Linked DNA regions of Homo sapiens: all the other regions are linked to region 3. Evidence: chromatin contacts called from ENCODE Hi-C or POLR2A ChIA-PET data. All regions are on one chromosome and are shown on one strand. The core of a region is the stretch at or near the end of the contact, and the rest is flanking DNA. Distances in the headings are between cores, read along the strand shown.

The links. Hi-C counts contacts between places; a loop is a spot of excess contacts on that map. ChIA-PET counts read pairs that join two places held with the same protein, here RNA polymerase II (POLR2A). Pooled maps may share reads with other maps.
Region 1: a pooled map shows a loop between it and region 3 (4-fold over the local background). The contact joins the promoter of PLP2 here to the promoter of EBP in region 3. A Hi-C loop is called at or near these places in 1 of 37 single-sample maps with no recorded cell type and 6 of 50 pooled maps. POLR2A ChIA-PET finds 5 or more read pairs at or near these places in 5 of 52 experiments (GM12878, IMR-90, OCI-LY7 and 2 more).
Region 2: a pooled map shows a loop between it and region 3 (6-fold over the local background). The contact joins the promoter of GPKOW here to the promoter of EBP in region 3. A Hi-C loop is called at or near these places in 1 of 37 single-sample maps with no recorded cell type and 6 of 50 pooled maps. POLR2A ChIA-PET finds 5 or more read pairs at or near these places in 2 of 52 experiments (HepG2 and OCI-LY7).

The regions. Positions count from the first base shown.
Region 1 is chrX:49,170,464-49,173,441 of GRCh38, forward strand. It overlaps PLP2 (proteolipid protein 2), which reads left to right and starts at 1,435. Exons shown (of 5, transcript NM_002668.3): 1 at 1,435-1,633; 2 at 2,666-2,818; 3 at 2,925-2,978. The coding sequence starts at 1,538. RefSeq lists silencers at 1,312-1,411, 1,932-2,131.
Region 2 is chrX:49,122,481-49,125,548 of GRCh38, forward strand. GPKOW (G-patch domain and KOW motifs) reads right to left here and starts at 1,255. Exons shown (of 11, transcript NM_015698.6): 1 at 1,067-1,255; 2 at 142-296; 3 at 1-42. The coding sequence starts at 1,242. RefSeq lists enhancers at 925-1,578, 1,579-2,232.
Region 3 is chrX:48,520,558-48,523,687 of GRCh38, forward strand. It overlaps EBP (EBP cholestenol delta-isomerase), which reads left to right and starts at 1,251. Exons shown (of 5, transcript NM_006579.3): 1 at 1,251-1,350. It overlaps PORCN (porcupine O-acyltransferase), which reads left to right. Exons shown (of 15, transcript NM_203475.3): 15 at 1-251. RefSeq lists silencers at 92-151, 1,066-1,295, 1,356-1,535.

The sequences.
Region 1 (2,978 bases), core at 185-2,684, 650 kb after region 3:
TTTTTGGAGACAGGGTCTTGCTCTGTTGCCCAGGCAGGAGTGCAGTGGTCTGATCATGGTTCACTGCAGCCTTGAACTCCCAGGCTCAAGCAATCCTCCCACCTCAGCCTCCCGAGTAGTTGGGATTACAGGCACGTGCCACCATGCCTGGGCTAATTTTTTTCTTTTTTCTTTTTTTTTTTTTTTTTTGAGACGGAGTCTTGCTCTGTCGCCCAGGCTGGAGTGCAGTGGCGCAATCTTGGCTCACTACAACCTCCACCTCCCAGGTTCAAGCGATTCTCCTGCCTCAGCCTCCTGACTAGCTGGGATTATAGGCGAGCGCCACCACACCCGGTTCATTTTTTGTGTATTTTTAGTAGAGACGGGGTTTCACCATGTTGGACAGGCTGGTCTCGAACTCCTGACCTCGTGATCTGCCCACCTCGGCCTCCCAAACTGCTGGGATTATAGGCTTGAGCCACCGCGTCCGGCCGCCTGGGCTAATTTTTAAAATTATTTGTAGAGATGAGGTCTCACTGTGTTGCCGAGGTTGATCTCCAACTCTTGGGCTCAAGCGATCCTCCCACCTGAGGCTCCCAGAGTGTTGGGATTACTGGCATGAGCCACTGCGCCCAGCCGAGGAACACTTTTCAATCCTTACCCAGTTATTGTGAACGTTCATACCTTTTCTTGAAGAAATACCGTTTTTGTTGTTGTTGTTGTTTTTGAGACGTAGTTTCGCTCTTGTTGCCCAGACTGGAGTGCAATGGCATGATCTTGGCTCACCGCAACCTCTGCCTCCCGGGTTCAAGCGATTCTCCTGCCTCAGCCTTCCGAGTAGCTGGGATTACAGGCATGCGTCACCGTGCCCAGCTAATTTTTGTATTTTTAGTAGAGACGGTGTTTCTCCATGTTGGTCAGGCTGGTCTCGAACTCCCGACCTCAGGTGATCCACCCGCCTCGGCCTCCCAGTGTTGGGATTACAGGCGTGAGCCACCGCGCCTGGCCCTTTTTTTTTTTTTTTGTAACGCGGCAGCTCCAAACCCCGCTGAGAGTATATGCATGGGAAAACTTTCTGAAATCAAAAATATTCCGAATTCTGGCAACATACTGGGCCCCAAGTCTTTCGGATTTAACTCTGCCTCGGCCGTTTTATTCAGTTAAGGAAACTGAGTCACTCCATCCCAAAGCCAGATTCCCGCGGTTCTAAGCTGAAGCTGTCTCGGGTGCATTTGCATTCCAAAAAGGCGAAGGGTCCCGCTATTACTGCTCCTGGTACCTGGAGCTGCCAAGCACCCCTGCGATGGGGCGCCCCGGGGGCTGTGCGCCAGGCTGGGAGTATCCTTGGGGGGCGGGGCGAGGGGGCTTCCGGGGCGGCAGCCACCTGGCCCGGCTCCGGCCCCGCCCGCGTCAGCTCTGCGCGGTGATTCACTCCCTCCTTCGCCCCGGGGCCCCCTTCCCGGCCAGACGGCGGGCAAGACAGCTGGGTGTACAGCGTCCTCGAAACCACGAGCAAGTGAGCAGATCCTCCGAGGCACCAGGGACTCCAGCCCATGCCATGGCGGATTCTGAGCGCCTCTCGGCTCCTGGCTGCTGGGCCGCCTGCACCAACTTCTCGCGCACTCGAAAGGGAATCCTCCTGTTTGCTGAGATTGTGAGCGTTCTGGGGCAGGCGCGTGGGCAAAAGCGGGATGGGGTGGCTGGACCATGCGGAACTGGATGGTCCGGGTGAGGCAGGCACTTGGCCGGGGCGCTCGGCAGTGGGGTGCAGGTGGGTGGGTTCACGGTGGAGGCCCGAAACCCGGGGCGCAGGGCGAGTCGGTGGGGTTTGACGAAGGTTGTTGAGATCTGGTGGTCCCCGGGGTGAAGCAAGGAGCCTATAACGCATACGGAGGGCTACGTGGGGACAGCCTGCGTGAACTCATCAGTGGACGCATCGAAGGGGTCCCAGGGTGCTGGGAAGTGGGGGCCTCCTGTGGCAGGGCGTGGCGCGGCCTGGGCACAGGAGGGCGGGCTGGCAGCGCGCCCAGGGGCAGGGCCTGTTGGGGTGGGGCCCCCCCGCCCCGCGCTAGTCCCGCGGTGTAGAGCGCCCCGCCCTTCGCCAGTTCTTCCTCGCCCTTCAGAGGCCGGGCGGGATGTCCTTAGCTTTTCGGGGTTTCCACCCTTCTCAAAGTGGGCGCCGCCTTTGAGTCACTTGTAAAAGGGGTGCGGCGCCTTTAACGGAGTCCTGCCTCTCTGGTGTCACTCTCACCGCTTCCCAAAGGGGTTGCTGGGGGAACCGCGTGTTCCGCCCCGGTCAAGGCCACAAAGCTGGCGTCAGCGGGGCTCACAAAACACCTGGCAGCGCCACTCCCCTCAGGCTGCCCGTAACCTAGAAGGGAAAAGAGGAAACTGAGGCACCCAACTCTACTCCTTACTTGTTGGGTGACCCTGGCCAAGCCATTAAACCTCTCTGTGCCTCAGTTTTCTCGTCTATAAATTAGAAAGAGTAATAATAGTACCCAGAGCATTAGATTGTCGTGATGATTGAATTTGGAACACAGTGAGCACATAAAAAGTGTTTAGCTATTATTGTATGTCATTTCCCCAGCCCTCGTAGGCATCTTAGTATGGGACCCCCAATTTAAACCAATCTTCTCAGCCCTGGTTGCTGATTGAGGTCCCCTTTCCCATGTCACCCTTCCAGATATTATGCCTGGTGATCCTGATCTGCTTCAGTGCCTCCACACCAGGCTACTCCTCCCTGTCGGTGATTGAGATGATCCTTGCTGCTATTTTCTTTGTTGTCTACATGTGTGACCTGCACACCAAGATACCATTCATCAACTGGCCCTGGAGTGTGAGAAGGGGTCCACAATGGCAAGACCAGGGAGGGGTCTGGGCAGTTAGGATTGTCGGGGAACTGTGGTTGCTGACTTCCCTCTTCTCCTCCCTACACCTCACAGGATTTCTTCCGAACCCTCATAGCGGCAATCCTCTACCTGATCACCTCCATTGTT
Region 2 (3,068 bases), core at 5-2,504, 600 kb after region 3:
CGACACCCGCATTCTCTCTCTCTTCCAGAGACTTCTTGGATTCTAAAGGAAGAATAGGAGGGAGCAATGAAGTCCCACTCTATCCTTCCACCTTCTTCCTCTTCTTCCTTCAATGGGGAAGGGTAAAGGGGTATCACTCACCCGCAATGAGCTCCTTCACAGCCTGGGACACCACCCCATCCGCCAAGGCCCCAGTATCTGTGGATGGCCCAGGGGGCCGGGCTGGTGGCTGCCTGCGATGGCCATTCTGGATCAAAGGGATGACGAGTTCCTTGGGGGCCTCCTGGGGCTTCACACTGATGTGGACACAGAGGGGTGGGGTTGGGAGAATGGCAGGGTCAGTGGGTCACACTCCTTCATTCAGAGAAAACACAAGAGCCAAACTCACCCCAGCCCCACAGACCATGTCTTCCCTACTCCATGTCTGGATCTCCTGTTCCTCTCTGATCGTGCATTCTCTGGATTATCTCCCCAGTGCCCCCAACTCATAAATGTCAGTGCCTTCGAGAAATAAGTCCTGCACTCTCTGTTTAACTCAATACCGGCTTCTACAATGGCCCACAAATCACTATCTTCAGCCCAGACCTTCCCCAGCTCCAGGTTCCCAAACAGCTTCCTAGATGCCTGATTCTCTTCTGGAAATCCCTCCCTCAGACCCCTCAGACACTCCTCTCCTCATTAAGCTGATGGTGGCCTCCATCAACCTGAATCTGCCGCTCCATCCCGTTCCCCATATCGGGGACGCCTCAGCCCTTCAGTTGAGACACTAGCAGGTCCTGTCATTTTCTCATTCTTTCCTTCTCCCAGAACGCACAGACCTTAGTGTCTTCAAGTCCTAAAGACACTTCTTCTCAGTAATACATCCTCTCTTCGCAATTCCCACAGCTATCAGGCCCAATTTCCTCACCCCCTCCTATAAACTCCCGCCTTCTGGCCTCCACGAATTTACTCAGGCTGTGCTTCAGGCTTAACAGGTCACTGTCACCAAGACAAACAACTGAGATTCCTCCCTCCCGCTTACGCCCACCGCAGAGATTTCCAAGGGGTGAAAGACCCGGCGCGTCACCTCTGCAGCTCCCTCCCTTCCACGGTTTTCAAGAAATCCTTCTCCTCCGGAGATGGCCCCGCGCCGTCTCCCGAGTCGGCCAGCCGCCTCCGTGCGGACGTGCGAGTGAAGCCGAATGAAATTGGGGCAGTGGAAGCAGCCGTCAGCGGCAAAACACCCTCTTTGGAGTCAGCCATCTTGCTCCTTTTCCCAGGCCGGCGCGCTGCTTGCTGGGAAATTTAGTTTGGGTTCAGATCGCTAGGGGCCGGCCAAAGTGCGTAAAAACTACCTTCCCATCAACCACTGTGGCACCGGCGGGAGGGGGCGGTAAGGGGCCGTGGGAAGTAATTGTCGCTCTTTCAAACGTGGTGGGAGCGCGTCGCGCCAAGCGCCCAGGGAAATGTAGTTTTTTTTTTGTTTGTTTTGTTTTGTTTTTTAAGATGGAGTCTCGCTCTGTTTCACAGGCTGGAGTGCAGTGGCGTGATCTCGGCTCACTGCAACCTCCGCCTCCCAGGTTCAAGCGATTCTCCTGCCTCAGCCTCCCGAGTAGCTGAGACTAAAGGCATGCGCCACCACGCCTGGCTAATTTTTGTATTTTTAGTAGAGACGGGGTTTCACCGTGTTAGCCAGGATGGTCTCGATTTCCTGACCTCGTGATTCTCCTGCCTCGGCCTCCCACAGTGCTGGGATTACAGGTGTGAGCCACCACGCCTGGCTGGAAATGTAGTTTTTAGCGGGGTAGGCATGGTGGAAGGTGGATTCATTCTTGCCAGACATTAATCTTCCTTCGTGTAGGCGTTTGACAAGTATTTATGGAGCGCCTAATGTGTGCCCTACTTATGTGGGAAGTGTTGATGAAGTAAATCATTTAGAAATAATCAGCTGGGTGTGGTGGCGCGCACCTGTAGTTCCATTTACTCCGCAGGCTGAGGCAGGAGGATGGCCTGAGGCCTGGGAATTCGAGGCTGCACTTAGCTCTTATCGCACCACTGCATTCCAGCCTGGGTGACAGAGCGAGACCCCATCTCTAAAAAAGAAAAAGGTCGGGGGTGGGGGGGATGGAGCGTCAGTTGTGTACAATAATAAATAATAGACATAAAATAAATAATAGACATAAAAAACCCCGTCTCTACTGAAAATACAAAAATTAGAGGGGTGTGGTGGCTCATGCCTGTAATCCCAGCATTTTGGGAGGCCGAGGCTGGTGGATCACCTGAGGTCAGGACTTTGAGACCAGCCTGACTCATATGGTGAAACCCTGTCTCTACTAAAAATACAAAAATTAGCCGGGCGTGGTGGTGGCGCCTGTATCCCCAGCTACTTGGGAGGCTGAGACAGGAGGATTGCTTGAATCCGGGAGACAGAGTTTGCAGTGAGCCGAGATCCTGCCACTGCACTCCAGCCTGGGCGACAGAGCGAGACTCCGTCTTAAAAAAGAAAAAAGAAAGAAAGAAAGAAATAGTGCCTATTGGCCAGGCTCATACCCGTAATCCCAGCACTTTAGGAGGCCGAGGCGGGCGGATCACTTGAGGCCAGTAGTTCGAGACCAGCCTGGCCAACATGGTGAAACCCCGTCTCTACTGAAAATACAAAAATTAGCGGGGTGTGGTGGCGCATGCCTGTAATCCCAGCTACTCGGGAGGTTGAGGCAGGAGAATCGCTTGAACCCGGGAGGCGGAGGTTACAGTGAGCCGAGATCTCAACACTCCGGCCTGGGCTATAGAGTGACACTCAGTCTCAAAAACAAAAGAAAAACAAAAGAAAAACAAAAAAAAAAAAAAAAAAAAAAGAAAAAGAATAGTGCCTACTGATGTCAGATTTTAATACTCAACAAGGCACTAGATTCAAATATCAATAAAATAGGCTGGGCACAGTGGCTCATGCCTGTAATCCCAGCACTTTGGGAGACCTAGGCGGGCGGACCACCTGAGGTCAAGAGTTTGAGACCAGCCTGGCCAACATGGCAAAACCCAATCTCCACTAAAAATACAAAAATTAGCCGGGTGTGGTGGCACATGCTTGT
Region 3 (3,130 bases), core at 1-2,500:
TACTCCTTGACCCCCTCCATCCTTGACCCCCAACACCTCAACACACACACACACACACACACACAAAATCACACCATTTTCATGCCTGTCAATCCCCACCCCACCACAAGGCAGGAAGGGGGTGGTGCCTGCTGGGGCCTAGAGGGGGATGCTTGGGGAAACAGAGAAGGGGAGATCCAGGGCCTCCCCGCCTTCCTTCTTCCTTTTTATATACAATTTGTTATTGTCAAATAAAAGTAGGAAATATTCAATAGGCTTCTTCTTCACTGCTCAGAGGGGAATAGGAATGAGTGAGGAAGGGAGCACAGCATGGATAAAGGTTTGGAAGCTGGAAACCATGAAGAGAGAGCAGACTGTGATTGGTTCATGGTTAGTTTATGATTGATTAGATGATGAGCCTGAAGATGGCAGGATCCTGGTCCTGCTTGGTTTGATCAGGGCAGGGACAGATTGCATAGTTGGATGTGGGGGAGGCCTGATTGGCTGGAAAACTGAAGGATCCCCATTCTGATTGGTTGCTCTGAGTGGGACACAGAGGAGAGAAAGCAAGAGAGATGAAGGGTTGGTGCCTATTTATCCTTAGGACTGAGGGTTGTGGGTTCTAATTGGATGGGAGGTCTGGGATGGGTCTGGATTCTGATTGATTGCTCCATCTGGGGGCCCACTGGTGGTTAGGCGTTTGATTGGCTTTTTAGAACTGGCATATGGAGATTGAGGGTCTTCATGCCAATTGGTCAGTAGGACTGAGAGGCCTGGGTTCTAACTAGTTCTTCTGACTTGAGGTCGGGAGAAGAGAGAATGACCGCTGCTATTAGGACTGAGGAGTTCTGAGCACTGAAGAGCTGGGGAGGGGGTGGTTGCAGTGTATAGCGTGTGATCTGCTTGTAACAGTTTCGTTGCATTATACTAAGGGTTACTCTACCTAGAAAAGGGCGGAGGTGAAAGGATGCAACGCAACGCTAATTTCACCAGCGGAAGAAGCGGGTACAGACCTTAATGAGTCCCCGTTTTGATCGACTGATAAGGGAATGGGGAAATTGAAGCCAGGACTCGATGCAGATTGGCTACGGATCCAAAACGCCCACTAACCTTGGCGCGTCCCAGTCTCCACCCCAAACCTAACTCAGGTGAAAATGGCGCCACGCGCGGGGGCGGGGCTAGAGGTACAAAGAGAGTGTCTATTGGTTGGGAGCGGCACGGGCCGCCTTCTTCGCTTCACCATTGGCTCGCTCCGTAAGGCAAGAGAACCCACTAGGGGATGAGCCCGAACTAGGGATGTGACAGAGCGCGAGACCCAGCCTAAAGAGAGCCCGGAGCCAGCGTGGGAGGCCGCTGCCGTCGCGCGCCTTGGTGAGTGCCCTCCACCCGGCCCCTGCTCCCTCCCCCAGCTCTCCCCGGCTACGCGGCCAGCCCTCGGCGTGCCAGCGCGAGACCCTTTGCCACCCGCCCCCCCCACCGCCCTTTTGCGCCTGCGCGAGACCCCCAGCTACCGCACGGTTGTCCAGAGGACAGAAGATCCGTCTTCTCATTGGGCAGCGGGACTGGAGGGTTCTGGTTCGGATTGACCGGCTTTGTGTTCCGTTCTAGCGCTGCACGCCAGACACCGGCCTTTCAATATCCGTCTCTTCCCTGCAGGTTGACGGCGTTGCACGCTCTCGCGGGGAGGCTCTGGCTTTCCAAACGCTGGCACCGAGGGTTGTAGTTCTGATTCGTTTTCTTTCCTCTGTCCCCCAGTTGCAGTTTTCAGGACTACGTGGGGGAGGGAATAGCTTTTTGTTGAACGGTTTAAGACGCTGACCTGTGCAACTGGACCACGCCTGGTTCCTGTGTCTCTTACCAAACCGTGACCCCGGAGCACAGGACTGGGTTTGGTGGTCGTGAGCAGTTTGTGACCCTTGAAGGAAGACACCAGGCCTGGTCCTGTATCTCCCTCGCCAGACTGTGACCAGGGAGGGCTGGGATCAGGTGTTGTTCCCATGTGCCTCCCACCAGACTTTGACCCCCGAGGGCTGAGACCGGGACTGTTTCTACCACATCATAATATGGCTTCTAAAGGGCTGGAACAAGCTTTCAGCCTTTCTGTGGCCTTGTGTTTCAGTCATGTTCTTTTTCTTTTCTTTTTTATTTTATTTTGAGACAGAGTCTCGCTCTGTTGCCCAGGCTGGAGTGCAGTGGCATGACCCCGGCTCACTGCAGCCTCTGCCTCCCAGGTTCAAGCGATTCTCCTGCCTCAGCCTCCTGAGTAGCTGTAACTACAGGCGCACGCCACCACACCTGGCTAATTTTTGTATTTTTAGTAGAGACGGGGTTTTGCCATGTTGGCCGGGCTGGTCTTGAACTCCTGAGCTCAAGTGGTCCACTCGTCTTGGCCTCCCAAAGTGCTGGGATTACAGGCGTGAGCCACCGCGCCCGGCCTTCTTTTTTAGAGGCAGAGTCTCAGACTGGAGGGCAGTGATGTGGTCACTGCTCACTTCAGCCTTGAAGTCCTGGGCTCAAAGCGATCCTCCTGCCTCAGCCTACCTACTAGCTGGGACTACAGGCCTTTGTCACCACACCTGACTGATTTTCTTATTTTTTTAGAGACAGTTTCGCTGTGTTGCCCAGGCCGGACTTGAATTCCTGGCCTCAGGTGCTGCTCCTGCATCAGCCTCCCAAAGCACTGGAATTACCTGCCACGGTGCCTGGCCTTTAGTCATGGTCTTAAAACAGAATGTAGGCCGGGCGCAGTGGCTCACGCCTGTAATCCCAGCACTTTGGGAGGCTGAGGCGGGCGGATCGTGAGGTCAGGAGATCAAGACCATCCTGGCTAACACGGTGAAACCCCGTCTCTACTAAAAATACAAAAAATTAGCTGGGCGTGGTGGCAGGCACCTGTAGTCCCAGCTACTCGGGAGGCTGAGGCAGGAGAATCGTTTGAACCCGGAAGGCAGAGGTTGCAGTGAGCCGAGGTCGCACCACTCCACTCCAGCCTGGGTGACAGAGCAAGACTCCGTCTGAAAAAAAAAAAAAAAAACGGAATGTAATTAGAAGTGTTACAATCCTGTCTGTTAACTGGTAAATTCGGTCCATTTACATTTCTCATGATAATAAACTATTTGAATTTGATTTTATTATCTCATTCTGTACTTTC